Linked DNA regions of Mus musculus: regions 2, 3, 4 and 5 are each linked to region 1. Evidence: chromatin loops called from intact Hi-C (ENCODE). Cell type or tissue: heart. All regions are shown on one strand. Each heading gives the region's core, and the rest is flanking DNA. Links, peaks and the distances in the headings are about the cores only. Region 1 overlaps Etnk1 (ethanolamine kinase 1). Region 2 holds the start of Gm38919 (a long non-coding RNA gene). Region 3 holds the start of C2cd5 (C2 calcium-dependent domain containing 5). Region 4 has its middle 28 kb from the start of St8sia1. Region 5 holds the start of Gm46981 (a long non-coding RNA gene).

The links. Hi-C counts contacts between places; a loop is a spot of excess contacts. Peaks named below come from ENCODE experiments on the same cell type or tissue, not always from the same donor. Only the 100,000 strongest peaks of a DNase experiment are listed, where the experiment ranks them.
Region 2: it touches region 1 in a loop (2.5-fold over the local background); 2 of 42 quality-filtered maps call a loop at or near these places.
Region 3: it touches region 1 in a loop (3-fold over the local background); 29 of 42 quality-filtered maps call a loop at or near these places.
Region 4: it touches region 1 in a loop (3-fold over the local background); 12 of 42 quality-filtered maps call a loop at or near these places.
Region 5: it touches region 1 in a loop (2.5-fold over the local background); 11 of 42 quality-filtered maps call a loop at or near these places.

What each region holds. Positions count from the first base shown.
Region 1 is chr6:143,173,261-143,178,260 of GRCm38, reverse strand. The region is part of intron 1 of Etnk1 (ethanolamine kinase 1); the gene reads right to left. Among named protein-coding and RNA genes, the nearest start is that of Etnk1, 8.5 kb to the right of the region's middle. In heart, for the core only: CTCF peaks have their summits at 2,569 and 2,771 (motif pointing right); no DNase peak of the experiment used is centred there.
Region 2 is chr6:142,516,667-142,523,155 of GRCm38, reverse strand. It overlaps Gm38919 (a long non-coding RNA gene), which reads right to left and starts at 4,969. Exons shown (of 3, transcript XR_869567.1): 1 at 4,940-4,969; 2 at 4,248-4,352; 3 at 3,625-3,745. It overlaps Gm46979 (a long non-coding RNA gene), which reads right to left and starts at 1,976. Exons shown (of 5, transcript XR_001785405.1): 1 at 1,294-1,976; 2 at 622-754. In heart, for the core only: a CTCF peak has its summit at 3,835 (motif pointing right); a DNase peak (open chromatin) is centred at 1,245.
Region 3 is chr6:143,096,767-143,103,255 of GRCm38, reverse strand. C2cd5 (C2 calcium-dependent domain containing 5) reads left to right here and starts at 3,104. Exons shown (of 29, transcript NM_001362113.1): 1 at 3,104-3,323; 2 at 3,460-3,578. The coding sequence starts at 3,489. In heart, for the core only: a CTCF peak has its summit at 2,834; a DNase peak (open chromatin) is centred at 3,075; H3K4me3 peaks cover 1,805 bases; H3K27ac peaks cover 1,572 bases.
Region 4 is chr6:142,988,768-142,995,256 of GRCm38, reverse strand. It overlaps a transcript of St8sia1 not described here. Among named protein-coding and RNA genes, the nearest start is that of St8sia1, 28 kb to the right of the region's middle. In heart, for the core only: no CTCF peak of the experiment used is centred there; no DNase peak of the experiment used is centred there; H3K27ac peaks cover 2,728 bases.
Region 5 is chr6:142,782,055-142,788,543 of GRCm38, reverse strand. Sult6b2 (sulfotransferase family 6B, member 2) reads left to right here. Exons shown (of 6, transcript NM_001145390.1): 6 at 2,104-2,763. The coding sequence ends at 2,237. Gm46981 (a long non-coding RNA gene) reads right to left here and starts at 4,839. Exons shown (of 3, transcript XR_001785407.2): 1 at 4,165-4,839; 2 at 3,392-3,551; 3 at 1,712-2,536. In heart, for the core only: a CTCF peak has its summit at 2,990 (motif pointing right); no DNase peak of the experiment used is centred there.

The DNA of each region.
Region 1 (5,000 bases), core at 1-5,000:
TAAAGCTCAACAAGATGTCCTGAAGGGAGAACACAAGGTCTCCTAGGAACACAGATATAGGATGGGTGTGACGGCCCGAGACGGTGACCCTCAGTCAGAGCTAACGCAAGAGGACTCTAGAATGAGCTGGACACTGACCTGTGCTCTGTCTCGTGCAAAACACAAAAGTAAAACTTGACTTTTGTGAAAACACAAAACTTAAAATCTTAAATTATGAATAATCAATACAGAAACATAACAAAATATGGTATTTCAGCTAAATTTTATTTTCTCTAGAAATGAAAAGCTGATTGTTTACATTTTCAAATTCAATACATATACCTCAATAACAAAACACGAATACACTGACTATACTAAGACTGCCTGTTAAGAAGGGTCTAATGTAGCCCAGGCTAGAGGATAAAGATGAGGCTAAAGATGACCCTGAACTCAATCCTGCCGCCTCCACTTCCTCAGCACTAAGATACAGACATGACATCATGCTCAGCTCAGTCTGGCTTTCTTGTTAGCTCTTTCATAAGTGTTCTGCCTACATGTATGTCTGCGCACCATGTATGTGCCTAGTACCTGCAGAAGACACCAGATGTCCTAGAACTGTACTTGCAGATGGTTGTAAGCTGCCATGTGGGTGCTAGGAATGGAACCCAGGTCCTCTGGAAGAGCAGTCAGAGCTCTTAACCACTGAACCATATCTCCAGCCACACCTTACTATTTTAAAGAAGGAAAATACATGTATACACAAACATATGCACTTGTATTTAATTTATACACAGAGAAAGAGTCACCTGCATCTATGGGTTACATATCTGTGGCCTCAAACAACCCTGGAACAAAAATATCTGAGGAAAAGAAAGCTTGCCTGCACAGCACAGACTACCGGGCATCATTCCCTACTGTACTAACAGTGGGTTATCTAGGTCACCGAAATTGTAGGAGAGGAGAGGATGTCCACAGGCTAGTTACATGCAAGACCTTTAACCTACGGAGCCTGAAACATCCCCACAGACATCCGTGAGGATACAGCGAAGGACTGAAGCTTTGCTCCTGCCTGACAGATTTTTCACTATCTCAATAGATTGTGGTTCTGGACTCAACCTAGGAAGTTATCCATTTTTAGGACGAGAAAACCATGCCACTGGTAAAGATGTCGTATTTATCTGAAGGCACAGAGTAACAGAATCCACTCACACCTCATGGATGCTATGTCTTGAATTTTTAGGTCAGCAACACAAGCCCAAGTCATTCATTTCCTGTCGAAATAATGAGAGAGAAAGTGCTGACTCCCAGAGCACTGAGGGTTGTCTGGCTGAATACTGCCGACTGCTAGCCTGCAATCAAGGTGAGCAGAATCCGGCAGTGACAGGACCAACTCCTGAAGAGTTGGCTTACTCTATCTACAACTATGTGCAAAGCACGAGAAAGCACCTGACTCCCTGGCAGCGAGGCACACTACCACAAAAGAAAGAGCGGCCGGCAGAACAAGAAGAACGAATGGAGGCAGACTGAGCCAAACAAGACCTGGGGCTGCTGATCTCAGACCCATCACAGAAGACAAAACCTGCACTTGGGTGACAGCTCCCTGCTAACCAAGACGACAACTAAGGGCAGGCAGGAAGTCGGCAAACCAGGGACCAGGCAAGCAAGGAGAGAGGAGCTGCCTCTTTCCTAAGTCATTAGGAGAGTGGAAGTGACAAGAGTCTGAGGCCAGCCTAAGCTACAAAATGGGTTATAGGCTAGCTTGGACTACAAACTAAGACCACAAGGTCAGATAATATTTGTGTATGTGTACATACACACGTATGTATGTATGTACGTGTATATGTATCACGTATGTATGTATGTACGTAATAACTTATTTTGTGGGTTATTTTGAGGGCAAATTTAGGACATTTTCATACAAGCCAGTTATGGCTGGGATACTGGAGAACCCAGAACTCACTATGAAGAGTCCTTGACAGCGGTGACAAACGCTATGCTGCAACCTCATTCCAAGGACTAGCAGCTAGCTGGTAAAATGAATAGAACTGGCTCCTATGCACTCATAATGGAACACCCTAAGCGAGGTGGCTGAGCTGTGTACACAGCTATAAGGACCAAAAGCTCGGTTGTTTTTAAGTATCACCATGAGAAGCGTCTGCTCATGGGGAGAGTACACACTAGTTGTCTTATTATTCTACATAACACAGGTGATCTCATCTAATTAGCCAAAGGATCACAAAACAAAAATAAGCATTCCTGAAGAAATTCTACTTCGAGACTGCACTATGAAGCCGCAGCTGAGCTGCATGGTACCGTCTCTGGATTTGCAGACCTAGCAGCCACTGTATAAACGACTTCCTTCTCCAGAGAAGGCGGATACAGTTACCATCTCTCTATTCCAGTAAGAACTCACCCTATGGAAAGACGGAGAAAACTCATCCAAATCACACAGACAGACAAACAAGCAGTCTGCTAGAACAGCTTTAACTATCAGAACACGGAAACAGCTTCAACAGGGTTAAAGAAGTCAGTCAGTACCAGGGCAAACTATGATCAAACACTGGAAACCCAAGTACGTGGGAGACAGAGGCAAGCGGAGCTTATGCTCAAGGGCAGCCTGGGCTACATACGACCAGTCATAAAACATAAAATTACATAGCTGCAGGTTCCCCTTACATAGGCCTGGCTGTCCTGGAACTCACTATAGACCATGCTGTCCTCAAAATAAGACCAATCCACAAGAATTCATTTTGTGAAAGGGAGGAAGGAGAGAGACGCTACTACTGTGGCCACCACTAGAGGGAGGGCAAGATTAAGACCAGAAAGTAAATAAAGCTAAATTGCTGGAATTATTCTTGCCCGGGGTGTGGGGCTACACAACTACAACTAGTTCATGAATTTCTCTCCCACTTTTTTTTGAGAAGGAATCTTGCTGTGTTGCCTAGGCAGGCCTTGGCCTCCTGAACTCTAGCAACCTCTCAACTTCCTGAGAGCTAACCCAACAGGTAAGTACCACCATGTGCTAAGCTTACTTTTAAAGACATGTAGAATTTAAAGTTTCCAGATGTATTTCTTTTGGGGGCATGTGTGGCACATATGTGAGTATCCACAAGTATGCAGGCACACACAGAGAGACCCAAGATCAATAGGCCTCCTCAGCCACTCCTTTTCCTTACCAAACCTCTCTCAGCTGACCCCATCTGGCTGGCTTGCCCCAGGAATGCATCTCTAAGCTTCTGAGTGCTGGGATTACAACCAGGCCTACAAATACACTCAACATGTCTACAGTACTGGGAAGTCAACACTCCAGCCTTCACACACAGCAGCAAGCTTTATCTGAGTTGTATCTGCTGAGCCATCTCCCCAGCCCTCATGTATGTATGTATATCTGTCTGTCTGTCTGTCTGTCTGTCTGTCACTGATTTTTTTTTGTTTGGTTTTCGTTTTCGTTTTTCGTTTTTCAAGACAGGGTTTCTCTGTGTAGCCCTGGCTGTATTGTACCTTACTCTGTAGACCAGGCTGGCCTCAAACTCAGAAATCTGCTTGCCTCTGCCTCTCAAGTGCTGGGATTAAAGGCGTGCGCCACCACTGCCTGGCCCTGTCTTATTCTAAGTCATCTTTTCAAAAACCTTTTTTTTTTTTAAATTACCTGTGTGTGTGTGTGTGTGTGTGTGTGTGTGTGCACGCGCATGAGCACTCCCATGTGCAAGGGCACATATGTAGCATGAGTGCATGTGAAGGTCATAGACCAGTTTGCAGAAGCCAGTCCTCTCCTAGCACATAGTAGGATTCAAAGTCAGTGAACAAGGCCTGGCAGCAAGTGCCTTTCTTTACCAGTGAGTCATCTGGCCAGCCCCTCAGCAGTAAAGAGCTGCTCTTCCAGAGAACAAGAGTTTGATTCCCAGAACCACATTGCTCCAGGGCACCCAACACCACTTCTGTCCTCCATGGGTCCATGCACGCACGCATGGCATACACAGAGGCATGCACACATACATAAAACTAAACTTGTCTCAGCCCACAGGCTCTACTTAACAATTTACTAGTGTATATTGTAGGGTTCAAAATTCATCCAAGGTGTCATTCATTCCCCAATTCACATTTATCCTAAAAGCGCAGTGTGTGGGAGGCATGGAGGTCCTGCGCTCACCGGTAAGCACGAGGGAACCCGGAATGTTCGCATAGTTGTTCCTTCAAAGGCAGAGAGATGCATAACCTGTTGTCCACCCAGAAGGCTGAGCTGACATGGTTAACTGCCTGGTGACCTTGGCTCTACCTAAATGGCCAGAGACCACACCAGATTCTCCCAGACCCTTACAGTAACCCTGTTTTTCTCAGTCAGTCTAGATACTGTCTTTATGGAAGGGGTCACATGGAGTCAATCTGTAGAACCCATCTTTAGGAGGTGTCACCTGCACTTTAGAGTCTTGACATGACCCCGTCTGATCTTTGCTTAGCTTACTATGTCATTTATTGTGCACAGGGGATTGACTTGATTATCACCAGGGAATTTCCCCCCCAAGGTTTGACAACTCTTAAGACACAATCCATCCACAGCCATGCATGGTAAGGGGCCCTAGTGCTTTTGTGTGAAGCTTCTAATGATACATGTGATCTGAGAAGCACCCACACCAGGATGCAGACAGATAATGCCAGCTTCTCAAAGAGCTGGGAAGGGAAAACTTATCAACATGTAAATAGTTTTCTATTCAGCTAACATTCTCAAGAGATGGGCAGAGTAACTTCCTACTCTGATAAACACTTCACTTGTGCAGTCAGAAACATGCATGTACTAGGGACACAGGTGACCTGGGGCACGCCTCACTCTGGTATTTTACTTTTTTTGTGTTGTTTTTTTTCCACATAGGGTATCTCTGTGTAGCTCTTTCTGCCCTGGAACCTGGAACTTACTCTGTTGACCTTGAAATCAGAGATCTGCCTGCCTCTGCCACCTAAGTGCTGGGATTAAAGGTGTGTGTGTCTCTACTCCCAGCTGGTATTTTTAACACCACAAAAATGTC
Region 2 (6,489 bases), core at 778-5,777, 660 kb after region 1:
TGGTGGCTAGACTAATAAATGTTCCTTGTAGTAATAATGAAATATCCATGAAATGAAATCTCCAAAATAAAAAGAAAGAAGAAAAAAATCCAAAACTGTAGCATAAGGTGACCTCACTTGTTGAAGCCAAGTGTGAAGGGAAATGATTTGAACATGGACTTGTCATTCTCTAAACTGTCCATGAGTCTTTAGGAAATATTCTACAACTCTATTTTTTATGTCTTTGGCTTTTCCATAATAAAAAAGAAAACGCGAATTTTTACAGTAAACCAAGCAGTAGCCATACCTACGGGTCTACGCCCACCTCTCCAGTCTCATCCATCCCAGCACTTTGCTAATCCGAGCTCAGGCTGTGGCTACATTTGTCTTCTCTGAGCACAGTAAGTTCTTTGTCCAGAGACAAGGGGAGAGGATCAGTATCTGAGGGTAGTGTGGCAGGAAGTTTCCCCAAATGTATGAAAGCATCAGACATGAAAGGACGCTGTTGTTTTCTGTGTCTGTTTTCTACTCAGTGCAGCACGCCCACCTTGGTCCATGGCGATCTGATGCCCCAAAGTCAATCTAAATTCACAGCTGACCCCCTGTGGTTGGGCACTTCAACTGAGAAAACCTCAGACACACCGTGAATGATGCCCTCCTGTGTGGGTGACCCTAGACACCAGCAGTAGCAAGGCTGCAGCAGGATTGATGGAGGGCAAGGCCAGCAGAGAGTCTCGGTGGTTACCCAAATGCACTATGTTCTCAAATAGTTTTACTGCAAGACAAATAGAAACAGACATACAGACATGGTGACTAGATGTAACAAAACGATGGCTTGCAGAGAGAACCATCTGAGAAATTTGCAGATGGGGGTGAAAGAACAGAGAAAACTGCAAGCCAGGGTGTTTTATGTCCTCAGGTGTTCCTACATAGGGACACACACACACAGACACACAAACATATATATACACTTACACAGACACACAGTCACAGACATACAAACACACACACACACACGTGTGTGCACACACATACATATGCACACACACACAGATACACACACACATGTGTGCACACACATACACATGCACACACACATAGATACACACATACAGATGCGCACACAGATACACGCCAATACACACAAACGCAGACACACAGATACACACAGAGACACACACAGACAGACATGCACACACGGCCCACTGTAGAAGTGTGGCCTTAAGCAGGACAAGACAAAGGACACATTGCACATGTACTGCTGAGTGCTGAGTCATGAAGATGTTTGTAAGGCTTTGTCCCCGTTCTCCTCACCTTGGCAAGAATCGACGGTCCCTAGACCCCAGAATAGCTCCACATGTGACTCCCAGCTGACTGGGACGCAGACCGCACCTGGCATGGTGAGCATGGAGCATTCCCAAAAAAGTGATGACCCAGAATCCATCGTCCTGCCAGAATCAGGTCAGAGGAACTTAAGGGGAGAAATCTGCCGCCTGAAACATCTTTATGGTATGAGAAGTACCTTTGTATGGTAGCTTGAATTGTATACAGCATTGAAAGGCATTGTCGTCCATGGTTAAGAATCAGATGAGTGTTGGGCTTGGAGCTCAGTGGGAAAGCGCTTGCCTAGTGTGTAGTGAGGCTCTCAGCATCCCTCCAAAATGTCCCAACATAAACCTCTGTCTGTCTCTCTGACACTATGCTAATCAGAGAGTGAGTTATTCTGAGCCTATGCCTGGGAGATCAGTGAGTGAAGTCTCTTAGCCAACAGAGAAGCAAACATAAGTCTATCAAGTGGCGTGGCCCAGCCCACATCTCAGACTGAAGCGTGTGGCCCAGGAGTCGATTTTACTGCGATGTTCACCTGTTATTTTTTTAATTTAGTACTGTTGCCCAGGGATGTGCTGATAAAATGCCTCAATTCAAAACTGAATTCTATCCTAGCAAAATGTTTGTTTCCCAGAGTAGTCTGAATGTAACCTCCAAATAAATAATAAAGAGCTAATTTTATTGTAAGGAGTTGATCTGGAATGAAGAATACAAAATGGCTTTATTCACCCTGTTTCTGTAAGAGTCAAGCAGCAGGGAATGACTTTTTGAAATGTATTTGTTTTGTATTTGTGGCGGTGTTTTGTCTGTGTTTGTGTACATGAGCACATCTGGTGCCTGTGGAGGCCCGAGGAGGGCATTAGACGCCCTAAAACTGGAGTTACAGATGGTTGGAAGCTTCTAAGGCGCTGGGAATTGAACCTGGTTCCTCTGGCAGAGCATCCAGCCCTCCTAACCCCTGAGCTATCTCCCCATCCCCATTCTGTTTTTCTCGACTCACAGATCACCATAGCTCTACTCTTCTATGAAGACATGCTGTTACAGAACTGAACAGGCCTCACGTTAAAAAACCCATGGTTGGCTAACATCTACTTACCATTGAGTGCATACCATGAATGTCCTTTGAGGTCTGGGTTACCTCATTCAGGATGGTATTTTCTAGTTCCATCCATTTGCCTGAAAATTTTATGATGTCCTTGTTCTTAACGGCTGATAGTATTCCATGATACAACTCACAGACTGGAGGAAGCTTAACAAGAAGAGAAGCCCAAGTGTGGGTACCTGAAACCCACTTAGAACGGGAGCAAAATAATCATGGGAGGCAGAGTGAAGGAGGAAACTGGGTGGGAGAGGGGAAGGGAAAAGGTGGGGGCAGGGTCAGGTATGGGGAGAGACAGGAGGGATGTCCAGAGGGCCAGGAGAATGGATGGAATTATGCAGCAGTGGGGGCGAGGGGGCAGGGAAAACCTCTAGAAAGTCCCAGAGACCTGGGATATGAGAGGCTACCAGGACTCAATGGGGATGACCTTACCCGAAATGCCCAACAGTGGGAAGATGGAACCTGAAGAGACCACCTCCAGTAGATAGACAGGGCAGAGCCCCCAGTTGAGGCAGGGGGGCTTACCAACCCATTTTCAAAATTTTTAACTCAGAATTGTTCCTGTCTAAAGGAAATGCAGGGTCAAAAATGGAACAGAGACTGAAAGAAAGGCCGCTCAGCGACTGGCCTAATTTGGGATCCATTCCATGCATGCAGACCAAATCCTGACACTATTCCTGAGGCCATATTGTGCGTGCAGACAGGAGCCTGGCATCGCTGTCCTTGAAGAGGCTCTATCAGCAACTGACTGAGACAAATGCAAATACTTATTGCTAACCATTGAGGTCAGGGGCAATGTGGAAGACTTGGAGGAAGGACTGAAGGAGCTGAAGGGGATCAAAACCCCTTATGAAAAACAACAGTGTCAACTAACTGGACCCCTCAGAGCTCCCAGAGGCTAAGCCAAAAACCAAGGAGCATACATGGTTTAGTTCATGGCCAGCCCCTGGCACATGTGTAGCAGAGGACTGCCTTTTCTGGCCTCTGTGGGAGAAGATGTGCTTAAGTGGAAATTTGATGCCCCAGGGAAGAGGGATGCTGGTGGGGATGAGGTGGGGTGGGTAGACAGGTCGGAGAGCACCTTCTCAGAGGCGGGACGGGGAGGGAGATGGGTGAAGAACTCAGAGAGGGGGACCAGGAAGGGGGGCAACTTTTGGAATGTAACTAAATAATATAATAATAATAATAATAATAATAATAATAATAATAATACGAACCCATGATTATGCACCCCCCACGTGGTTGGTTTCAAACCATGATAGAAGGTTGGTGAAGAGCAGGGTTGTAGTCCCGGGGGTAGAGCGAATACCCAGCATGCCCTTGGTTAGATTTCCTGTACTGCACAATAAGAGCAGGAAGAAAGGGGGAAAGAAAAAGAGTTGTGTAGGGAGCGCTAGTTTAAATTGTGTGCAGGTCTACAGAACTTCCAGCAGGTGGCAGTGTTTACAAATATTATGATGCCACAAAGTCACCACAGCTAATTTCCAAATAGAGGTGTCCAAGAAGGGGATTTGGTTCTCGGTTGAGCCCAGAGCCATCCCTCAGATGCGCCCTTCACTGCCACCAAACAAGAGCCTTTAAGCTTTGGCTAAAGCTGCCTTTCCGGCTACTGTACCATTGTCTTTGGAATGTGCTGTGTCACCATTTGCAGATAATTTTTTCCTGTGGGGCTGCCCTACAAATCACAGATCAAGAATACTGGCTTTAGTAAGTGACAATGAGTTTGATTAACCTTATTTGAGAAATTTTATGTAAGATCTTTGAACTATGTTTTAAGTTCTGGTCTGCCTCCCTTCTCCCATACAGGGTTCCCTGTAGCCCAGGCTGGTCTCAGACTCACTACGTAGCCAAGGATGGCATGGAGCTTCAACTTCTGATCCTCCTGCCTCCACTTCTCCAAGGCTGGAGTTGAAGGTGTATCCACCATTCTTGGTTTAATGCGGTGCTAGGACAAGAACCCAAGATTTGGTACATTAGAGGTGGACACTCTACCAACTGAGCTATGATGCACTCCACGCCTCAAATACTGTTTCTTTCCCGATATTTGTACATGGTAAGTTTCAGAGCACTGTTTGCCTAGTGTTAGCTAGATCAACAGTGTTTTGGGCATGCATAAACACAGGACTAGCTTCTATTGACATGCACACAAGTGACCACAATGCTCATGGTGGACCTGTTACCTAGCAACAAATGAGTACCCATCACACTTCTTAAAAGATAAGGCCTCATGCAAACCATTTAACCATATCCTTACCTCGGCTGAACAGTAGGAAATCATCTGAGTTCATGGCTCCCATTCTCACCTCCATACCATAACCTTGGCCTCCCCATTTAATCTTCCTGTTTTCAAGCCCTCACAGGACCAAGAGCCTCCCCTCTCATTGATGCCAGACAAGGCCACCCTCTGCTACATATGCAGCCGGATCCATGGGTCCCTCCATGTGTACTCTGGTTGATGGTTTAGTTCCTGGGAGCTCTGGGGGTCAGGGGTCTGGCTGGTTATATTGTTGTTTTTTCTATGGGGTTGCAAACCTCTTCAGCTCCTTCAGTCCTTCCCCTAATTCCTCCACTGGGGTCCCCGTGCTCAGTCCAGGAGGCTGGCTTTGCAAGCATCTGCATCTGTATCCATAAGGCTCTGGCAGAGCCTCTCAGGAGACAGCTATTGTACAAAGTAGTCACTGAGATTGGTCCTCTCCTGTCTTCATCTTCCCATCTTCCCAGTGCATCTCAGAACTCCTGAAAAAGATATTTTCAGAATTAGATTCTGTATATGTAAGTCCTGCCCTTATTTCCCTCAATTATAGAGCTGTTTTGGTATTTATTTGTTCCCTGATTTGGGAATCCTGGGGATTAAACCCAGGGCCTCTGCAAACTAAGCATCAACTCTACCACAGAGCTACACTCACAGACTACATTCAGATCCTATATACTCAGAGTCATCCGAGGTCCTTGGAGCATCTTTAAAGTATTATCTATCGCTTATGTTCAGCCACTTTAGAATTCCTGTGCCTTTTAAAACAGAACTCCTTCCAAAGACGGGTATAACAGTTATATCTGTTACACCTCCCTCCCACCCCCCACCCCCTACCCCCAGGGTTTCATGTGCCTGAGCTGGCTTTGACCTCACTCTGCAGCCATGGACAATCTTGCACCACTGATCCTCCTGACTCTCCTTCTTAAATAGGTGCTGGGATTACAGCTATGTAACAGCAGATCAGTTTATGAATCAAACCCAGGGCTTCCAACATGCGGAGCAAGCTTGTTACCACCTGAGCTACAGCTCAACCCCATTTTTGCTACTCTTTTTGAAAGCTAGTGTGACGTATTTAGTGTGTTGATACATGGTTGCAAGTATGCAGATCACGGGTGTAGGATACCACAGAGTCTCACACAGCAAACATCGTCTACAGATAAAACTCATCTCCAGAGAATGAGCCTTGCTGGACAGCCCGTTGTGACCAACTTTCATCAGAACGCCCGCCATCCTGGCTTCTTACAGCAGCCATCCACATGTACTTTAAAAATGGTTACTCAGAGTGTAACTATTAGTTACTTTTCTACTACGTGATGAAACATCAGGACCAAGACAGCTGATGGAAGGAAGGATGTATCCATCCTCATCACAGTGGGAGGGATCATAGCAGGCAGCAGGCAGCAGGCAGCAGGCAGCAGGCACAGCACTGAAAGCAACATCTGAACAGGAAGCAGAGTGAGCGAACTCACATTAGCCAGAGTCTTAAGGTATAAATAACATCAATTAATGAGGTGCTCATTCTTATCATTTGCCTCCAATAAGCCATTCCTCTTCCTCCTTTCCTGTGTGTGCATCATGTTAGTAAACCCCAGTTCTCCTCTAAGGAAAGGTTCAGTAACTCTCCCCCATTCACAAACAAACCTTAATCGTGAAAATGGCAATGGAACAAATGACATGAATGACATGAGGGAAATGAAACTCTGACCTAACCTGTCCAGCACCATCTTCTTCCTCAGGGTTACTCGGGCACTTTTAAAGGATGCTAACAGGCTGGCTGTGTACAAGCCACATCTGACTGCCCGTGAAAAGGTCTGGGAAATGTTTGAAC
Region 3 (6,489 bases), core at 896-5,895, 76 kb after region 1:
CTTCTCGACGGCTGGGATCACAGATGCATGCCATCGGTCCTGTCGAGAGGAACTTCTTACCCTGGGAAGGAGCTAAATTCGTAATCTGAAGTATGATGTCGATTGAATGCATACGGATTTCTTATTATCACAAAACAAAGTTAAGACAACACAAACAAACAAACAATAAAAGCAAAGCTCAGCAGGGTTCGCTTTCCTCACGGGATTTTTAGCGAAACAGGAAAAGCGATCCAGTTCTGAACGTGGTGGTCTAGCATGCAGGAAACAGGTAGTACATACTAGCTTTTATTTCAAAACTAATCTGCAAGAAGAAAGGCAGCCTATGAAGCCGAAGATGCTAATCAGGGGGTCATCTCATGATTTATTTGTCAGGAAAGTAAGCACTGTTCCCAGCATTAATTAAAACAAACGAGTCCAATTACTAGGAACCGGTTAAGCTGAAGCCAGGCTTAACTCCACTAAAAGTCTTCAGGAAGCATCTTAATTATAATCTCCTGTTGTTGATGCCTCGGGCAGCAGGTATGCACAAGCACTTTATTAGGAGGTCCACTAATTAGGAGGCTGAGCCTGCTAACCTCTAATTGTACAATTTGCAAATATTTTCTACATCACAACACCTTGTAACTCTGTGAATTATGTCCCATTAAAAATTATCGCTCAGCCTCAGTTTTCTTGCATTTTCCTGTATCTCTTTTTGGTTTGTTGTTGTTGTTTGTGGTTCTGCAGATTGAACCCAAAGGCTCCTGTGCTAAGCAAGTGCTTGGCCATTGAGCTACATCCCCAGACTCTTGCCTTCTTCTTTTCAGAGACAGAGTCTCACTCTGTAGCCCAGGTTGGGCCTGAAGTTTCGGCAGTCCCTCTTCCGGTCTTTGCATTTATACTTTAAAAGAGGAATTGGTAACAAGGCAATATATTTTCCTTAGAAAAAGCTATCTCTATCCCGCCATCCGTATAATAAGGCAGCTCTGGTCTTCGGGCACCATTGCTAGTGGGTGACTGACAAACTGAAGGACTTTTGCAAATTTCTTTTCTGGTGGGGAGGGAGCTGCAGGGACAGACGGTTTCTCACTGTGTAACTCTGACCTAAGTGGAACTTGCAATGTAGACCAGACTGGCTTTGAACTCAGAGATCTACCTTCCTCTGCCTTTCTGGGGCTGGGAATTAAAGACACGTGTCACTATTTTCAGCTCTTTCTAACTGGAGCGATGGGAAAGGGATTTCAACATCTCTATCCCCCTTTCCAAAGATCTGAGGCAGGGGCTTGATCTCTGTGTATCCCAAAGGATGAAGTTCAGGTTGTGTGAGGACACTTAAAAGGTCAGCTGATTGGCAAGACAGTCCAGGTTTACAGGAAATGTCATCCACAATTGACAGCAGAAAAGGCCAGCGGCCCACATGTCCGTGTGGGCATTTACCTCAGCAAGGAGTTTATCATCAGACCAAAAACTGCAAAGACTACCGCCAAGCAGGATGAGGAACAGTTGAGAAGATGCAGAGAGAACAATCTTAGATATAGATTTCATTAAAAAATGGTTTATTAAATAAAATGGTTCAGTGAAGGGGAAAACAATGTAAAGAACATGGACTGATTTGTAGTAGACCCTTGAATTCAGCAAGGATAGTTTAGGTGCTTAGGAAAAAGCTACAGGTGGGTCCAAGGAAATTATGTGAGATTGTGATCTTATTGTTACTGACAAGGATGGAAATTTCTCTAGTCCAAACAGTATGCAACAATGTATCTTTTACTTATTCTTTTTCTTCTTTTGAGCAGGACATTTTCTTTGGAAGAATTCAGTTTTGCCCATGGGCAAAATTCCTTTCTCAGGAGGACTCTTTTTGAAAGGGCGTTTCTGGTTCATTACCACTTCAAGTAATTTTTCTATCCTGTTTTAGTATTTTTGAAGTTAAAAAGACCATGCTGATATCTTCATTTAGGAATTTTCCATTCCTGATAAATTCAGTGCTGTGATTTTTTTCCCACTGGCATTTTCAGTGTTGATTTCAGTATTTACTACAGAGTGTATTGCCAATGCTGGGTTTGCCATAGTGTAGGAAGTGCTCTTGTTCCATCCTGTGTGTGGGCTTCAACCCCAATCATTTTCTGATAGTCTGAAGCAGTATCTAATACCCCACTTTGACAGGCTCATGATGTATCTAGAGTGGGGTCAATTTACAGAGACCTAGTGAGGTCTTCTTCGGGCTCATTTCTCACACTGACTACATGTACCGCTGGAGGTTCGTTTCTTGCTGACTTTTAGCCAGCACTGTAGACCTTTCCTTTAGGCGTGTGAATGCTTAATACTTAGAGAGCTGGATGTGCAGGCACAAACCCATCACCTTAGCACTTGTGACAATACACCAGGAAGACTGCCACATTCAAAGCCAGCCTGGGCTGCATACCAAGGAGAGGCCAGCAGGCAAGATGTTGCCTCAAAAAAGAAAGTTCACACTGACACACAAAGTTCACACTGACATAAGGAAGTGTGAAGTGCCATCTATAACCCAGTACACAGTACAATTGCCTGTGACTGAAATAAGTCTTTGAAGAAATAATATTTATTTTCACTAGCTGAGATGCGTGTGTGTAATTTTTTGTCCCTTTTCCTTTTTTTTTTTTTTTTTTTTTTTTTTTTTTTTTTTTTTTTCTTTTTTGAGCCAAACTTTTCGTCTGTTGCCCAGGCTGGCTAAGAACTCGATGCAATCCTCCTGCCTCCACTTTCCAAGTTCTGGGTTGACAGGTGTGCGTCCCCACACCTGACTCTAACCAGAGGATTCTTACTGAAATTCATAGAAAACCACTACTCGCATCAGTACCCCTTCCTGGTGGCCGTCTCAGGAAACACTAAAAGTAGACTCCTCTAGTATGCTTGGCAGCAGCAGTCTGTCCAAGGGCCAACAAAATGAAGCGCGGCTGGGTTGTCACCAGCGCCGGGTGCCCAGAGCGCTGGAGCGTGTCCTCAGCACGGCTCCTGCACCTAACCGACCCGAGGCTGGGTAGATGATGCAGGGCTCGACCGGTTCCCCTGCTCTCCAGCTCAGCCCCGCCCCTCTCCCATGGCCCCGCGAATTCAAATCGGCCCCGCCGCAGGGCAGAGCACCGAGAGATCGATCGCTCCCGCCCCTCGAGCCGCCATTTTTGGAAGGTGGGAGGAGAAAGGTGGGTGGGCGCGGTGCCTGCTTTGCGGGATGCTGACTGGACTTGGCGGCTCTCTGCAGCACGTCAGGGGTAGGGCAGCACGGCTGGCCGGCGCCCTTCCTCCGGCTGCTTCTCCGGAATGAGGCCTCGGTGGCCGCGCGGGACGACTCGGTTCCTGCTCAGAGCGTGAGTGCGGCGCGCGCGCCCTCCGCTGTCAGTTGGCGCGCGCTCCCGACGCCTCTCCGCGCGCCCCCGCGCCCCCCCCCCCCGGGCTCGCGCTCGCTCGCTCGCTCGGCGCAGACTCGCTTGTTTGTTTCTGCAGGAATCCTAGGAGAGGCCGAAGCCGCCGTGATGCCGGGGAAGCTGAAGGTGAAAATTGTGGCCGGTCGCCATTTGCCGGTGATGGACCGTGCCAGTGACCTGACGGATGCCTTCGTGGAGGTTGGTTCCTGGTCCTGCCCCCCAGAGCACGGGGCGCCGAGCCCTGCCCTTCCCGCGGTCCCCGGCTCCGTGGAGGGATGCCCGCCCGCCCCCAGCCCGTGAGATGTGGCCATCGGTCCTGGACACGTCCCGCTGCCAAGCTCGCGGTCAGGGCGTCGGTCCGACCACCTGCCGGTCCGAGGCGTGGCAGCGGAGACGCTCGCCACGACCTCGTTTGCGGTTAGGAGGTTAAGGGCCATTGCTGCAGCAAGTCCACGCAGCCAGCCCTCTGGGGACACCCACAGCCCCACGGTGCGACTACATCCAACCCGTACCCCAACACCGTCTGAATCATCAGTGCAAGTCACACACAACAGCAGCACTAAAGCTGCCCTTGTGTAGACTGGTAGGGAGGTGAGCTGTTTCAGGGTAATTTATTGCCTCGAGGTAGGAAGTCAATTAAGTGCCATGGGTTTCAATTGCAAAATTGCTCTTTAAGTCTAATGATTAGTTTAAAAGTCATGCAAATTAGCACAGGCCTACTGTCCGGAAGTTAATAACTCACAACCTGAAAGAAGCCAAGGAGAAATTGTAATAAAAGTTGACATAATGAGGCAGACCATTAGAGCAATAATCATTTGGGCTATTAATGCTTAGGGTTCAAAGACATATGACAGTATACTTATACTCAATATATTCTTAAACGTTCCAGAACCTAATTAACTGCAATTCACTGTATTTTTTATTTTATTTATTTTTATGGCATTTGTTGAGTTCAACTTCATCTTTTATTGAAACAAACAAACACAAACCAAACTAACCCCCCCCCCCCAAAAAAAAAAACAAAAAACAAAAAACAAAACCCAAAGCAGTTTGCTCCTGGGCCAGATGTCAACAGAGATCTAATGATAACTGAAGTTGTACTGCCTTTCAGGCAGCCTGGAGAGTAATCCACACAGCTGATATTAATATCTAATATGTATTGAGCTTCATTATTGAGATATTTGTGTTTTGTACTTTTGAATCCTTAGTTTTTACAGCAAAGCTAACTAGGAGCCATATCCTCATCTTACAGGTTAGGCAGTGGATTCCTAGGGGCAGAAATAATGTGCTTCGATGATCTACCTTGTAAATCTCCACAGCCTAGCAGCAGTCTCTTCTATTATAACTTTCCCACCTCTCTAGACAAGGTGCTGAATGTTATTTTTGAATGATGGTTGTTTGCTAGGCCCTGTGCTATTCTGGTTTAGTTGATGTATGTATAATGATGAACAAGGTGAATTTGGTTTCTGATTTTAAGGAACTTTTGTTTTGGTGACTAAGACATTTTAAAAGTACAGAATTTACGAAGTAGATAATGCAAATTAGGAAAAAATTGTTATGGGTGCCATAAAAAAATGCACTAGAAAGTGGTAAAGATCACCATTTTTAGGTTGTGAGGTCAGTGTCAAGCAACGCCTGTTGGATGAGAGACATTAGCTCCTGAGAGCCTGTAGCCTGTGTCTGTGTAAAAGGGTGAGGAGGCAGAGGAGAAGCTGGAGGAGGCTGGTGTGTTACAGGAGTGTAGGAGCATGCAGGTGATGTCTTTTAGTGACGGGAAGGGGAGTAGTCAGAGCCACATTTGGGGAAATGATCAAGTGAGGTAGATGGTGAGAAGATTGGTGTGGACTACGGAATGGGATGTCTCCCGTGGGTAAGAATTTCCCATGGGAAGACAGTTGTGTAGTTCTGAGCTTTGTCATTGCAGATCTTCAGTGCTACTGGCCATCTGGTTTTCTAAAACAAGCTGCTGTAGAAACTATTTAATCTCAATTGGGGCTTTTTATCCCACCTTTGATCGTTCAGTTCTAAGATAAGACATACAACCTTTATATTTATAATAAGCCTTAATCAGCACTTTACACCATACCTACCCTCTAAGCTGTTATGTTTACTTCCCTGCCAGTAACTCCACAATATGACTTGCTATGTCCCATTTGGGCTGTTCTTAATTAAAACTGGCCAGCCCTCATGGCCACGATTCAAGATTCTTACCCCATGGCATGGGAATACTCTCTCTCCATCTTTTTCTTCCTCACCCTGTCCTTGTAGTCTCTCCTCAGACTCCAAGCCCAGGAGCCGAAACCCTTGCCTGTCTCCTGCCCAGCTATAGGCTGTGAACATCTTATTTAATAAATATTCTTAAATTAAGGAGCAAGGCCACATTGTCCGTGGGGATTCCTTCTTCCCTGTGGGCATCAGGCTTGGATACCAGTATTTAGCGTTACAGTACACAGCAAAAGACCGACCCTCAGCATCTTGCTGCTCCCTGGAGCAAGCAAAGGCAGTGTTCAGTTAACGTGATGGTTGTAGTTTGTTGTTGTTTTTGATAGTCTGTCACTGTGTAGTCCTGTGCCTCAAATTTGAGGCTTTCCTGTTTCTGTCTCTGAAGGGTCGGGATTATAGATATCTGCCTGTGTGTCTAAGTTACTCTTCTGTTGCTGTGAAGATATACCATGACCAAGGCCACTTATAGCAGAGACTCTTTATTGTGACTTCCATTCTCAGAGGGTGAGTCCATGGTCATCACGGTGGGGAAGCTGGCAGCAGGCAGGAAGACATGGTAATGGATCAGTAGCTGAGAGCTCCCATCTGATCTGCAAGCACCAGGCAGAGAGAGACTAACTACAGCGGTGACACACCCAGTGACATACTCTTCCAAATTCTTCCAAAACAGTCCTAACAGCTGGGGACTGAGCATTCAAATAGAGAAGCCTATCATGGTCATTCTCTTTCAAACCATCCAATCATGCCGGGCAATAGCTGTGGATTGTGAACATTATAAGGATATTAAAACCTATCAAAGGGCTGCACAAGTGGCTCAGTGATTAAGAGCAGTGAATAATCTTCCAGAGGACCCTGGGTCAATTCCTGGCACTAATATGTCCATTCA
Region 4 (6,489 bases), core at 702-5,701, 180 kb after region 1:
CGGTGACAAGTATTTGCAGTATAGTAGGTCTTGTAAATGATCCAGAGATTAAGAATATAAGGACGAAGGGAGGATTAGTCGCCAACAGTGTGACGTTGCACAGAAAGGGCTGAGCACCCACACATTTTCGTCACTTTAGAAGAACCTGGAATCAACCCCTTAGGGATACCAATAAACTTCAGGCTTACCCACACATAAGCATGCTGTCACCCCAGTTTCCCTGAAGTGCTGATTGTAATCGTAAACAAACAACTCCTTAAGCTTTTGTTCCTGTCAGTGTGGTGCAATTAAATTAAACTAATTGGTCATAAGCATGCCAAGTTCCTGTAATCTGCCTGCCTAAAAAGAACATAAGTGACAGACAGCGAATCATGAAAGGGTCAAAGTTCTTCCTCGTTTCTGGTGTAGAACCTGCAGGGTCCTCACCACCTTCCACTTAATGTTTTATTTTTATATGTTTTATTTATTTATACAATATAATTTGTTAGTATTGTATATAACATTTATAAATAATATGTTATACTTATATAATAATATAAATAATATATAAATACATATTTATCTATATAATGCATAATTTAAATTTAATATATTTTCTTATTTTATTGTATGGCAATACTCCTTTAAATTCTCCTTTCAGACTAGTCCGATTTATTCCAGACATGACTGTATACCCAAAGACAGTAAGGTGATTAATTATTCTGCTCTAGGGGCCTGCAGGGATGTGTCTGCCTAGTGTCTGGTAGAAGGGAAACAGGAGGGCTGAGAGACCCTGAAACGAGGGAGTCTGTGGCATTTGTAATTCTTCCAAAGGAAATATGCACACTGACCTAAAGCTCAGAGCCTTGATGTGTGCGGTGTTGTGGTTGCAAGAACCGGGAAATGGAAAATCAGGAAGAGAACTTTCTGATTACTGCGTACATTTTCCAGTCTTAGGGGTTAACCTTTTCTTTTGAACGACGTTGTTTTTCTTCCCAGATTCCCAAGGGTTTCTTTTGTTGTTTTGCTTCTGCGGACTGAGATTGCGTGGAACTGAAGACCCTGTAGTGTGCGTTATCTAGAAATGGTGTGTGTCTCAATAGCCCTCCTCAGCTCAGTGTGGCAGCTTCCTGTGTCAGGCTCCCTACATGTCACAAAGCAGTGTATTACTCCTTCAGAAATTCAAGTACATGAACATGAACATAAAATACTTTTCCATAAGAACATTCATACTACCCGAGTAAGCCCTCTCCTTGCTTTCCTGCTGTCTGACTGAGGAGGTGTGGTCAGTCTGCTGTGTGCACCACAGCCCCAAACACTTGTTTGTGTGGTGTGCCAGGGTTCTGGGGCTGAGCTCAGACAGTCAGGTTTTCGAAGCAAGAGCCCCACCTGCTGAGGCCTCTTGCCAGCCCTGGTGGTGCAGATCTGTAAGCTGATACTCAGTTAGCCTTATTCATTTAAAGCTCTGTCCTTGTTATCTCCCCACCGTTTTAGTTACACTCCTCCTTGTTGTAACAAAGTTTCCTACAATAGCGGCTTGAAGAAGTGGTCTTCATTTTGGCTTGAGTTTTGAGGATGGAGTCAATCCATCATGGTGTGGACTTCATAGCCACAAGAGCATGAAGTGTCTGGCCTCTTTTCATTTATACCCAGGAGAAGAGCGAGAGGGGGAAGAGAGGGGAGAGGGGGAAAGGGGGGAGAGGGGGAAGAGGGGGGAGAGGGGGGAGAGGAGAGGGGACAGGGGAGAAGAGGGAGACAGGGGAGAGAGGACAGGGAGAGGGGACAGGGAGAGGGGGGAGAGGAGGAGAAGGAGAGGGAGAAGATGGGGGAGAGGGGAGATGGGAGAGGGAGAGGGAGAGGGAGAGGGAGAGGGAAAGGAGACAGGGACAGGGAAAGGGAGAGGGAAAGGGAGAGGGAGAGGGGACAGGGAGAGAGAGGACAGGGAGAGGGAGAGGGGACAGGGATGCTTAGAGTACTCTCTTCTCTTTCTCCCTTTTTTTCCATCCATGATCCATAGGGTGGTGCCACCTAGTTCAAGATGGGTCTTCCCCACTGTGTGTAAAGGTCTCTGGAATTGTTCTTAGAGAGGTAGCTCTCCTGGGTGATTCTAAATCTAGTCAAGTTGACAGTGAAGTTGGCACACAAGCAGAAGTAAGAGGATATCCTGCAGGAGACCATTCTCTCCCTCCACCGGTGCTGGGGGGCTAAACTCTGGCCATCGGGCTTGGCAGCCAGTCCCTTTACCACTGGCCATCTTGCTGACCTGCCCCAGGTGGATAGACTTAATGCTCTTTCCAGATGGGCTTTTGATCAGTAAGGTTTGTTGATAGAAAAAGGGCTCTGCTTATCCAAGAACTGAGTGGGGACCTTCCTCCTCCGAATGCACCATTAGGTTTTGTTTTGTCTCTAGAGCTGATGCATGCTACATTCAGAGAGCTACCAAGTAATTTTCCTTTTAAAATCTGGCCAGAATTCAGCTATCTTGTCATTTGACTTTAATGCTTAAAGAGCCGTACCAAGAGAACTTGATCAGTTGGCAATCTCATAAAGTGGCAGAGATTTCCAAGGTATCCCACGTAACAAGCCATTGGTGGAAATACAAACACTCATACAGTAGTTTTTCCTTTTTACTCAAAAGGAAACTGTCAAGCTCTGCGAATATTATAACAAGTGTTTCAGAAAAGAACTAACTGTAGAACGGTTTGATTATCAGGGTCAAGCCAACAAGATCTTTAGCGTGTGTCTCTCTTCTGTGAGCTACTGTGGCGAAGTATTTTAATGCTTAATGATGACCCAGAAAAAATTAAAAGACACAGCATATTAGATGCTTGTCTGGTTCCTGTAGCAAAATATCAGACAAAAGCCATTTAAGAGAGAAAGCGTTTATTTATGGAGGGGAGGCATGTGAACAGGAGCGGGGGGAGGGGCTGCTGGCTGCGTGGCACCCACAGTCAGGAGGCAGAAAGCTGTGGGTGCCTGTGCTCAGCTTGCCCTCTCGTCTGTGTAGGGCTCTGTCCACATTTAGTTTGCTAATGAGACTTCCCATTTCAGTTAGCTTAATCTAGACAATCCCTTACAGATGTGCCCAGGGATTTCTTTCCACAGCGGTTCTAAATCCCATCAAATTGACAATCTAGATTCACCGTCAGACGTGGCTTTCTGTAAACCATCTCAAGTTAAGCTAATAGGCCCACATGTTTAAAAGCGTTATCTCCTATCAAAAGTATAACAGTCGGTCTCCTTGACAGACTGGACACTTGATGTTTCTTGCTGCTAGTAACCGGCAGTGTCCTCTGGGCTCTTGAGCTCTGAGGCTGTGGCTCTTTTAACAATGCTGTTACCAGCCACAGCTATAGGGACAGCCCCGTTTGCTTGCTTCCTAGTATGTGTGTGTGTGTGTGTGTGTGTGAGAGAGAGAGAGAGAGAGAGAGAGAGAGAGAGATCACAGTACCCATTGGCCCTTTGGGGGTTGTTTAAAGGGGAAAAGTGTATAATATAACCTTGAAAACAAAAGCAATTAGCTCAGGAGGGAACCGAAACACATAACTTCCACCAGTTACTGTCACATGAGTGCCATTTTCTACATAGAGGAGACCAACTGTGCCTCTTCTGTCAGGGCCCTGGTACTATAATGGGTGTGTTCTTAGTGGGCTTTCTGCTTTGGTGGGGGTTCTGTGAACAGAGCATAGCAACCACACACAGTTAGGTGAGTTCCGGCTCAAATTAAGGCTTCTGCCGCTGAGATGGCTCAGGGGGTAAATTCACTCCTGCTAAGCCTGACATCCTGAGCTTGATCCCCTGACCCCACATAGTGGAAGGAGAGAATTGATTCCCCCATGCTTATCTCTGACTTCCACAATGCATGCCATGGCATGGGCTTTGCCGTCAGCAATGCAATAAATAAATGTAACTTTGAAAGTTAATTAAGAGCCCTGTTCCCATACCCACCCACTCCCACTTCTTGGTCCTGGCGTTCCCCAATTTGTCTTTTACCTCCTGGAGACTGTCATAATGGGGTGTTACATTTATAATAATGGGATGTTTTTCTAAGAAGATTTACTAATCTTATGTGCACATATATTTACCTGTGTGAGCATCTGTGTACCATACGCATGCAGGAGTATATTATAGAGGCCAGAGGAGGGTAGGGACCCCCTGGAGCTGGAGTTCTAGGTAGCTGTGAGCTGCCCTGTGGTGCTGGAAATGGAACCTGGTTCCGCCAAAGCTGGAAGGTCACCTTTGAAGCAGAACCATCCATCTGGCCCCTACGACAGGGCTTTCTTACTTGCATTTCTGGATGGTTTAACTCTTGACCATCCAACCAATTGCCAACAGGTGCCTGCCGTGGCAAGACGACTCTCCCAGTGCCACACGGATAGGTGCTGTTCTCCTGAGCTGCTCTGTTATGTATATTTTCTTAGCAACCTGTCTGTGACTTCTTCCAACATCATCTGGGACACTTAGTGAGCGGGTAGCACCCCATCCATGTCTGCAAACGATGCAGGCGGGCACTTCCTGACAGCCGCGACTCTTAGCCAGCTGGGAACAGGTATTCCACAACCCTCCCATCCAGACTCCAGTGTCCTCACCCACACTTTGTTGTAGAGCAGCCGTCAGTGGCAAGACTTCCACGGTTCCTGAACCTAAGTCGTGGGTGAGCAGGAAGGAGCCTTGCTCCCCAGGATGCTGCTGGCATCACTGCTGCTTGCTGTGTCTGTGCCTTCATTCACAACTGTGCTCAGTTAGCTTTTCCCTTCAGTTACCACTCTCTGGCCTGAAGGAAAAAAAAACACAACACCATTTCCTCCCTTTTTGCTTCATTTTAAAGAAGTAATATATGTTCATGACAAAAAATAAAAACAAACAAACAAAAACCCCATCCACTACACAGTTGGGACAGTGAGGCAGCTCAGCTGGTAAAGGGACTTGCTACGAAATTTGACAACCTGGGTTGACTCCCCAGGACCCACATGGTGGAAGGAGAGAACTGACTTCTGCAAGTTGTCCTCTGATCTATACACACACACTCTCACTCACACACACACATACACACACACTCACACACTCACACACATACACACACACACACATACACACACATACACACACATACACACACTCTCACTCACACACACATACACACACACTCACACACATACACACACTCACACACACATACACACACATACTCACACACACACATACACACACACTCACACACATACACACACACACTCACACACACACACATTCTTCTGTCCCCTTGAATAATGCATATGTGTTTTGTCAGTGTAAACAATAGATGTATATTTTTGTTTTCCAAAAATTACACTATTTCAGATTTTTCTACTTAAAATGCATCTCACCAGTTCCCGCATCATGGTATTTTAAATCTCATTCTCTCTCTCTCTTTAAACACAACTGCAGCACTGTAGGAACAACACTTGCGCTGTGAATGGGGAGTCTCTGGAGAGCAGGCTCATTCAGGAGTGCAGTAATCTAGTCCACACCCAACTTCCTGTTCGGCTGAGATCGGTACGTTGGCTTCTCCTCCTGGTTGCGCAATGATTCTAAGTCATCGCAGAACACATATTGGGATGAATCAGATCACCTGCTCAGGAGAAGGGTTGACTTTTCAGGAGTGAAGGGACCTTTCCAGGAAGCCTGTGGCAAGCTTCCCCTCCTGTGTTATCTACGTCACAGTCGAAAGTCGCGTGTCACATCTAACCTCAGACTGACAAAGAGCACCAGGCCATGACTCGCCTACGCTCCATTAGGACGTACCCTCGGAACGAGCTGGATATGGTAAGTAGGTCACAGGGCTGAGTGTGGACAGAACTGGAGCTCTGCACACGAGGACTGCTGTGGAGGAGACACTTGGCGATAGATCTTTCTTATCCATTACCAAAATGCTGCTAGTTATTCCAAGGTGTTTTCTCCTTCATCTAGATTTGAGCATCTCTCATGATCCATTGGTATCATAGAGAAATTACAGATATTTCCTATAACCGTTGGGTGTCTATGTCAAGGGAGAAGTCACATCATGCTGTTGTGTTGTCCGCCCATGAGTGTGCTTCTCTCATCCTTCCTTGAGTCCTTGATGGAGTTCAAGAGTCCTTCATAAACGTCTACCTTAGTTCCTCTACATTCTAACCTTATTACTGTTGATAAGGGTATCATACTTATAGTTATCTTCTGTAGGTTCTTGCTGCCTTAGGAGACTGCTGCTCTGTTTATATGGTGCCCTTGCACTGAGTAGCCTTGGCGCCCACTCTGCTAAGAGTCCCTGGGGCTGGACAGAGAGGTCGAGTGCTTGCTCTTTAGGGAGCCTGTCTGAGTTCAATTTCCAGCACTGAGCAACTCCGGGCAGTGCATCGCCCTCTTGTGGCCGTCGTGGACACTGCATGCACATGCACAAACGTTCAGACACTCGCAGGTCTACATGATTTAAAAATAAGTCTTACAAAAAAGGTTTTGTGGTATCGATGCTGATTGTCTTGCTCTCTCAGG
Region 5 (6,489 bases), core at 798-5,797, 390 kb after region 1:
CTCCTTCCCATTCCCCTCCCATCCTCTTCCCTCTTCCCATCCTCTTCTGTTCCTGGTTGAAGAGGGGACCTAGCACAAGCTGGTCTGTGTACTATAGTGGCACCGGCAGAGTATAAACATGCTTAGAAGTGAGTGAAGTGAGACAGAAGAACCAAGCAAGATGCCATAAACTGTTTAGGTGAGAAACATTGTCAGCCACCCCTGCTCGCATTACAATTAGTTGAGAAAAGTCAGTCAGGGAGCCATTAGCAGCTTGTGCGGCAAGGCAGAGTAGTCTGGGTGCGAGCCAAGAGCTGGAGTGACAGAAGACCCTAATGAAGCAGCCCAAGGGAGCCAAGAAAAGATTTGGACCAGAATTAGACAGAAAGCCAAGACCAGGCACGCGTGGCAACCTGTCAGTTCTTCATGGGCTCTGAGCAGTTTCCACAGTAGTGTGTGGTGGATGGTGGGAAGGCTTGACAAGAGAAAAAGAAGAGCAGAGAGGAGCACACCGAATGAGCTGTTCGTGTTGAGAGAGAGAGGGGGAGAGAGAGAGAGAGAGAGAGAGAGAGAGAGAGAGAGAGAGAGAGAGAGAGAGAGAGAGAGAGAGAGAGAGAGAGAGAGAGACAACCCTGTGATGGTTATTTTCCTGACCTTCTGTGGTTGTAACCCTGGAGAACATCCCCAGATGAAACTCTATCCGCACTACCTGTAACTAACAGCATGGAAGGTTCACCTGTGTATGGTTTCTTTGCACTGGATGTGAGCGTGGAAGACTGGTGTCTGCTGGACACATCCAGTGTTGACATACATCTATACACATGAAATAATGTAATCTTTAAAATAACAACATCAGCTACAAGAAAACCAAGCCAAACCAAACCAAATGGTGAGCAAGTTTTAGTACACAGGCCGCAGTCTTCTAAGTTCAGATTCACAATGTCTTTCTTAATATGATCTCAGTATATTAATTTTCATATGGACTGAGCATGATGGTGTACATCTTTAATTCCAATACTCTGGAGACAGCAGCAGGCAAATCTAAGGCCAGCCTGATCCACATAGTATGTTCCAAGCCAACTATGGAATATGACCATGTCTAAAAATATTATATATGTGTTTTTAATAAAGTATGTAAAATGTGAAGAAAGGAGCCATCCCTAGAACATCATACATTTCATTTCTGGAGGTAACATTGTGCTGCGTTCAATGGAGCCATGTGTGTCTTCTGAACACATGACATAAGACGTCTACTCTTTTTGTTGTTGTTGTTGTTTTTAAATTTTTTTGTTTTTTTGTTTTTGTTTTTCAAGACAGGGTTTCTCTGTGTAGCCCTGGTTGTCCTGGAACTCACTTTGTAGACCAGCTGGCCTCGAACTCAGAAATCTGCCTGCCTCTGCCTCCCGAGTGCTGGGATTAAAGGCATGCACCACCACAGCCCCGCTAAGATGTCTACTCTTGATTACACACAAAGAGTACATGATAGCCCCTAGCTTGAAAGAGTTTATAAGCTAATCAGAAACAAAGGACCACGGAGAACAAGTGTAGCGATAAAGTAATGCGCCGTTGGTGCTATGACAGGGAGACTCCAGGGATGGAACCTGAGCCCCAAATTTGACAAGGGCAGCATACTGGAAGTGAGGAAGGCAGTTCTGGGGGGGGGGGACTTAAAAACAGGATTTTTTTCAAATTAAGAGAAGCTGGCAGACTATGTACATTCATCATCAAATGCTTTGTATGGAAAACTTCTGTATGTTTATTGTTCTCCACTATTCATTCTATAGAAAAGACATTTCTGAAATTAAGGTGAGCTACCCATTCCTACGGTGCAGTCTCAGACCAGCTCTCACTGTGCAAGCTCGCAAGGGGGCAAACCAATGAGCTACCTTTGTGCTCACACTACTGGGTCACATTTAGACTAGATCGTCCTGGCCTACTCCAGAAAAAAATATTTATTTATTTTAAATCTTTCTCTAAATAAATAGTTATAAACTGTGGAAATTAATATGCAGCCCTCACAGAAGAGACCAAACACTCCCATTTGATCGCAAAGCTGGCAGAGTTCTTCCGTCAGTGTTGTGGGTAGAGACTGATTCTTGCCTGATACATTTCCTGTCTTTCCAGGAGTGGTGGGTGATTGGATAAACTACTTCACTCCGAAGCAGAACAGGGTCTTTGATGAACTATTCACGGAGAAGATGAGAAACAGTGACGTGGGCAGATGCTTGAAGGAGTATGCGCATTCGCAGAATGCGTGATGGAGTACGCGCAATCGCAGATGCATGAAGGAGTACGCGCAATCAGATGGGATGTGAAGTGGATTTCGTTCTCTGCCGCGTGGCGCCTGGGAAACATGTAAATATGCTTTATTGATGTGGAAAGCAGATAGTTCTTTCCGTGAAAAAGACGTACTTCAAAAATGTGTCAAAAGCGGCACTCACGAGACTCTATTCTCATCGTATTTGGTGACAGCAGAATTATTAATAAAGGGGGGGGGCATAAAATTCTCCAGTCGTTGAACTCTGTTCAGTCCATTTTCAGCGAGTTCTGCTGGTTCCTATGCAGAAAGAGCGGTTATTGCAAATCCTCCATCAGCTGCTCAGACGTGGAAAGGACGAGAGGGATTAAGTCACATACCTGAGAAAATTTTATTTTCTGCCTATTTAGTCAATCATGGCCTGTATCTTAACGTTTTGATTTCAATATTTCTAAGTGTCTGTGAGAAATACTTTTCGAAACCACAATAACAACAGATACTATCTTCTCAAGCGGGAGAAACCCAATACCTGGTCTCATTCATTGGTGAACGTGGTTGCGCACGCCTGCATTTTCTTAATGTTACCACAAATTACAAATGTTCTCATTTTACAATTTTGAAAATGGACTTTCCTGTTAGGTTTCTACGCTTCTGGTTCTTTATAGTGTTTTGAGTAGGCATGCTCTCCTGCAGACTGGGTCCTAACACTAATCCAGTTGCTGCAGCTCTCTGTAAGGTGTATTACCGATGCCCTCCACTAGAGAGCACTGTAATGACACCTCCGTGAACTTCAGTGTTCACCCACATAGTTCTCAGGACAGCCGCTGTAGTAGAATCTCCTAAGCCTTGCTGAGAAATCAAGATTGTACTATGATTGCTCCTAATGCTGAACTCAAAGAGGGAGTTTGATTTGCTGAGTTCAGCTGAACTCTTTGATTTTTATACCCTAAGTGTATTATGAACCTAGGTGGATGTTTAGTGACCAATCTGTTGGGGTCTTTTGTATATAGTTGATAATTCTGCAAGAAGTTCAGTTTGTACAAATCTTCTGTGCACATGCATTTGTTACAAATAAAGAGCATTCTTTTTGACTTTGTGCAGCTCTTACCTTCGAAATAACATTTCTAATGGTTTCTAGTGGCTATAGCCACATACCTTCTTCAAGTAAATAATGATATTGAAGGTCAACGCAAGGTCATCTGGTGCAGCTTTCTCACTGGAGCTAGGAGGACACATGGCAGAGCTGACTTCACACCTGCTCTTGGTGACCAAGGTGGACGAGACCATCAGAGTCAGGCTCAGGAGACGGATGAGACTGAGAGGGAAGAAAGGAAGTCCCACAAGGGTGCAATATCTCCTCATAGCACAGAAGGACCCCCCCCCCCGAAGTAAGATCAGACAAACATCTCATGGCATTTTACTCTTCTAGATCTGTAAAGTAACGTTGGTAAGCTGTAATTCAATTTTGATAAGAATTTGGGGATAGTCAGTAACCCAAGGATGTAACCAAGAATCTAAACTCTCTGTCCATGATCAGTCAGTGTTATGCGTGCCACAGACACAGAAGGAAGCTTGAAGACTCTCTCTTCTCAAACTGAAGCAGAGTGGTTCTCTCTCTTTGAAATTTTAAATTATTATTATTATTATTATTAATCATTCCATTTGTTTACATCTCAAATGATATCCCACTTCCTGTTTACCTCTGTGCCACCCTCCCCCAACCAACATCAGCCCTCCCCCCTTCCTTTTGCCTGTATGAGAGTGCTCCCCCATCCACCCACACTCTCCCACCCTACCGCTCCCCCGTCTCCCTACTCTGGAGCATCAAACCTCCCTGGGGACCAAGGGTCTCCCTTCCCGTTGCTGTTGGGCAAGGCCATTCTCTGCTACATATGTATCTGGAGCCAAAGGTCCCTTCAGGTACACACTTCTTGGTTGGTGGTGTAGTCTCTGGGAGAACTGGGTCTTCAGGCCAACCTAGGCTGTTCTTCCAATGGTGTTGCAATCGCCCTCCGCTCCTCCAGTCCTTCTGCCAGTGCCCCCACCAAGTTCCCTGAGCTCAGCCTGATGGTTGGCTCCAAGCATCCGCCTAGTAGAGTGGTTCTCAACCTGTGGGTCGCAGCCCCTTTGGGGTTGACTGACCCTTTCATAAGGGGCATCCTAAGAGGGTTGAAAAACATAGATGTTTACATCACAGTTCATAGCAATAGCTAAATTACAGTTATGAAGTAACAACAAAAATAATTTTATGGGTGGGGGGGGTCACCACAACAGGAGGAACTAAAGGGTCACAGCATTAGGAAGGCTGAAAACCACTGTCTCTAGCAGGTTTCCACAGAGAACCTTTTAGAAGGAGGCAGATGAGATGTTTCATGTACCAGCATGATCCACACAAAAAGAGGAAAAAAGAGGGGATGGAGAAGCAGGGCCCTGGCAGAGGCTGAGGGGGAGACCGGGGCCCCAGTGCGAATGAGAATGAGGTGTCCTGAGTGTGCAAGCAGGTCGATGCTGTCAGCATTCTTTCTAGGCTCCTCCTCACAGTTACCTGGCAACAGCCAGGTGTGCCTGACTCACTATAAAAGGGGCTGCTTGCCCCTCCTCACTCTCTTCCTCTCTTCTTCCCCCATTCCCCTCACCCTCTTTCTTCACGTGTTCATGGCCAGCCTCTCTCTCTCTCTCTCTCTCTCTCTCTCTCTCTCTCTCTCTCTCTCTCTCTCATCTCTACTACTTCCTCAACTCTCTTCCCAATGCCCTAAATAATAAATAAACACTATTTCTATATTATATCTGTCATATAGCTAGTACCTCAGGGAGAAGGGATGCATCAGAGTGGGCCCGCAGAGGCACCCCCTCCCCCCCACCACACCGTGCCTCTACCAAACAGATCCCCGGCTTCTTTCTCTTTTTTATAAAACACAACAGATGCGCATCGTGCTACTTAGTTTTCTGTCGACTTGACACAGGCTAGAGTCATGTGGGAGGAGGGACTCTCACTGAGGACATGGCTTCATCGGATTGGCTGGTAGGCAAGCCTGGGGGCTTTATCCTGATTGCTGATTGAGTAGGAGAGCTCAGCCCACTGTGGGTGATGCCACCCCTAGGCAGATAGTCCTGGAGTGTATATGAAAGTTAGCTGCAAGCCACGGGAGCAAGCCAGGAAACAGGGCTCCTCCCTGGCCTCTGCTTCAGTTCCTGCCTTCATGTTCAGACTTGAGTTCCTCTTCCGGCTTCCCCTTCATGATGGTATCTAACCCTCTCCAAAAGCCTTCTCTGACACTGCTGACACTCCCAATGTCCTGCCCTCCATTTTCATTTCTCCTATGGATTCTCCAGGGTCACCACTCCAGGGTCACACCATTTTCCTTCCGACTCTTAGCCGTTCCAGCTTTGTATTATAAGGTAAATGTCTATCTCTTGCCCTTACTAGTTAAGCGTCCTATCCTTTCCCATTGCATGCTCACCAGGCTCGGACCAGCCCACCCCAGCCAAGTAGATGTGCGACAACCATGGGGTGTGATCTGGGTTCCCAGACAAGCTCCAGTTCTTAATCTTCCAGAAAGCTCAGTTCTGATACCACAACCCTGGTTTTGTATTTGCTGAATGCTTCATGTCTGCATTTAAACCTCATTGTTTGTTCCCGCCCCACTCTGTTTAAGCTCCAACACACTGGACTAGCTAGTCATTTCTTCCTAGTCTTACTGAGAGTGTTCAGCCTGCCTCCTGTCTCCCCATAGTGGCTCCTCCTCTCTTCTGCAGGATGGACGTGCTCAATGGTGAGTGAAGACACGCTGGTCCAATGTTTCATCTCACTGGGCCTGTAAACATGAATGTGTGAGCTGACATTAAAAAGTCCTTTCTTATGGCCTTTTAAGGTATACAGTGCATAGTTACTATTTACATAATCTAAGATAATCTAATCTGAGTGTAGTGAAATCATTTGTCTTCAAACAGAAAGGCAAGAAGAAAGACAAACTATGGTAGAAGAGCAGGCAGCTGGGCACAGTACTGCATTCGTGTAATCCCAGCATACTGGAGCAGGATTGCTAAATTTGAGGCCAGTGTGGATCTGGTATTGAGTTCAATACCAGCCTTACTTATGGAGTGAATTCAAGGCCAGCCTGGGCTACAGTGAGATTCTATATCAAAAGAAAGTTAAATAGTACCATGGCATACTTATAAGTATTTTTAAAGTTCTTCTGTGTGTATAGTGTGTATGTGTATGTGTATAGGGGTGTGTATGTATGTGTGTGTTT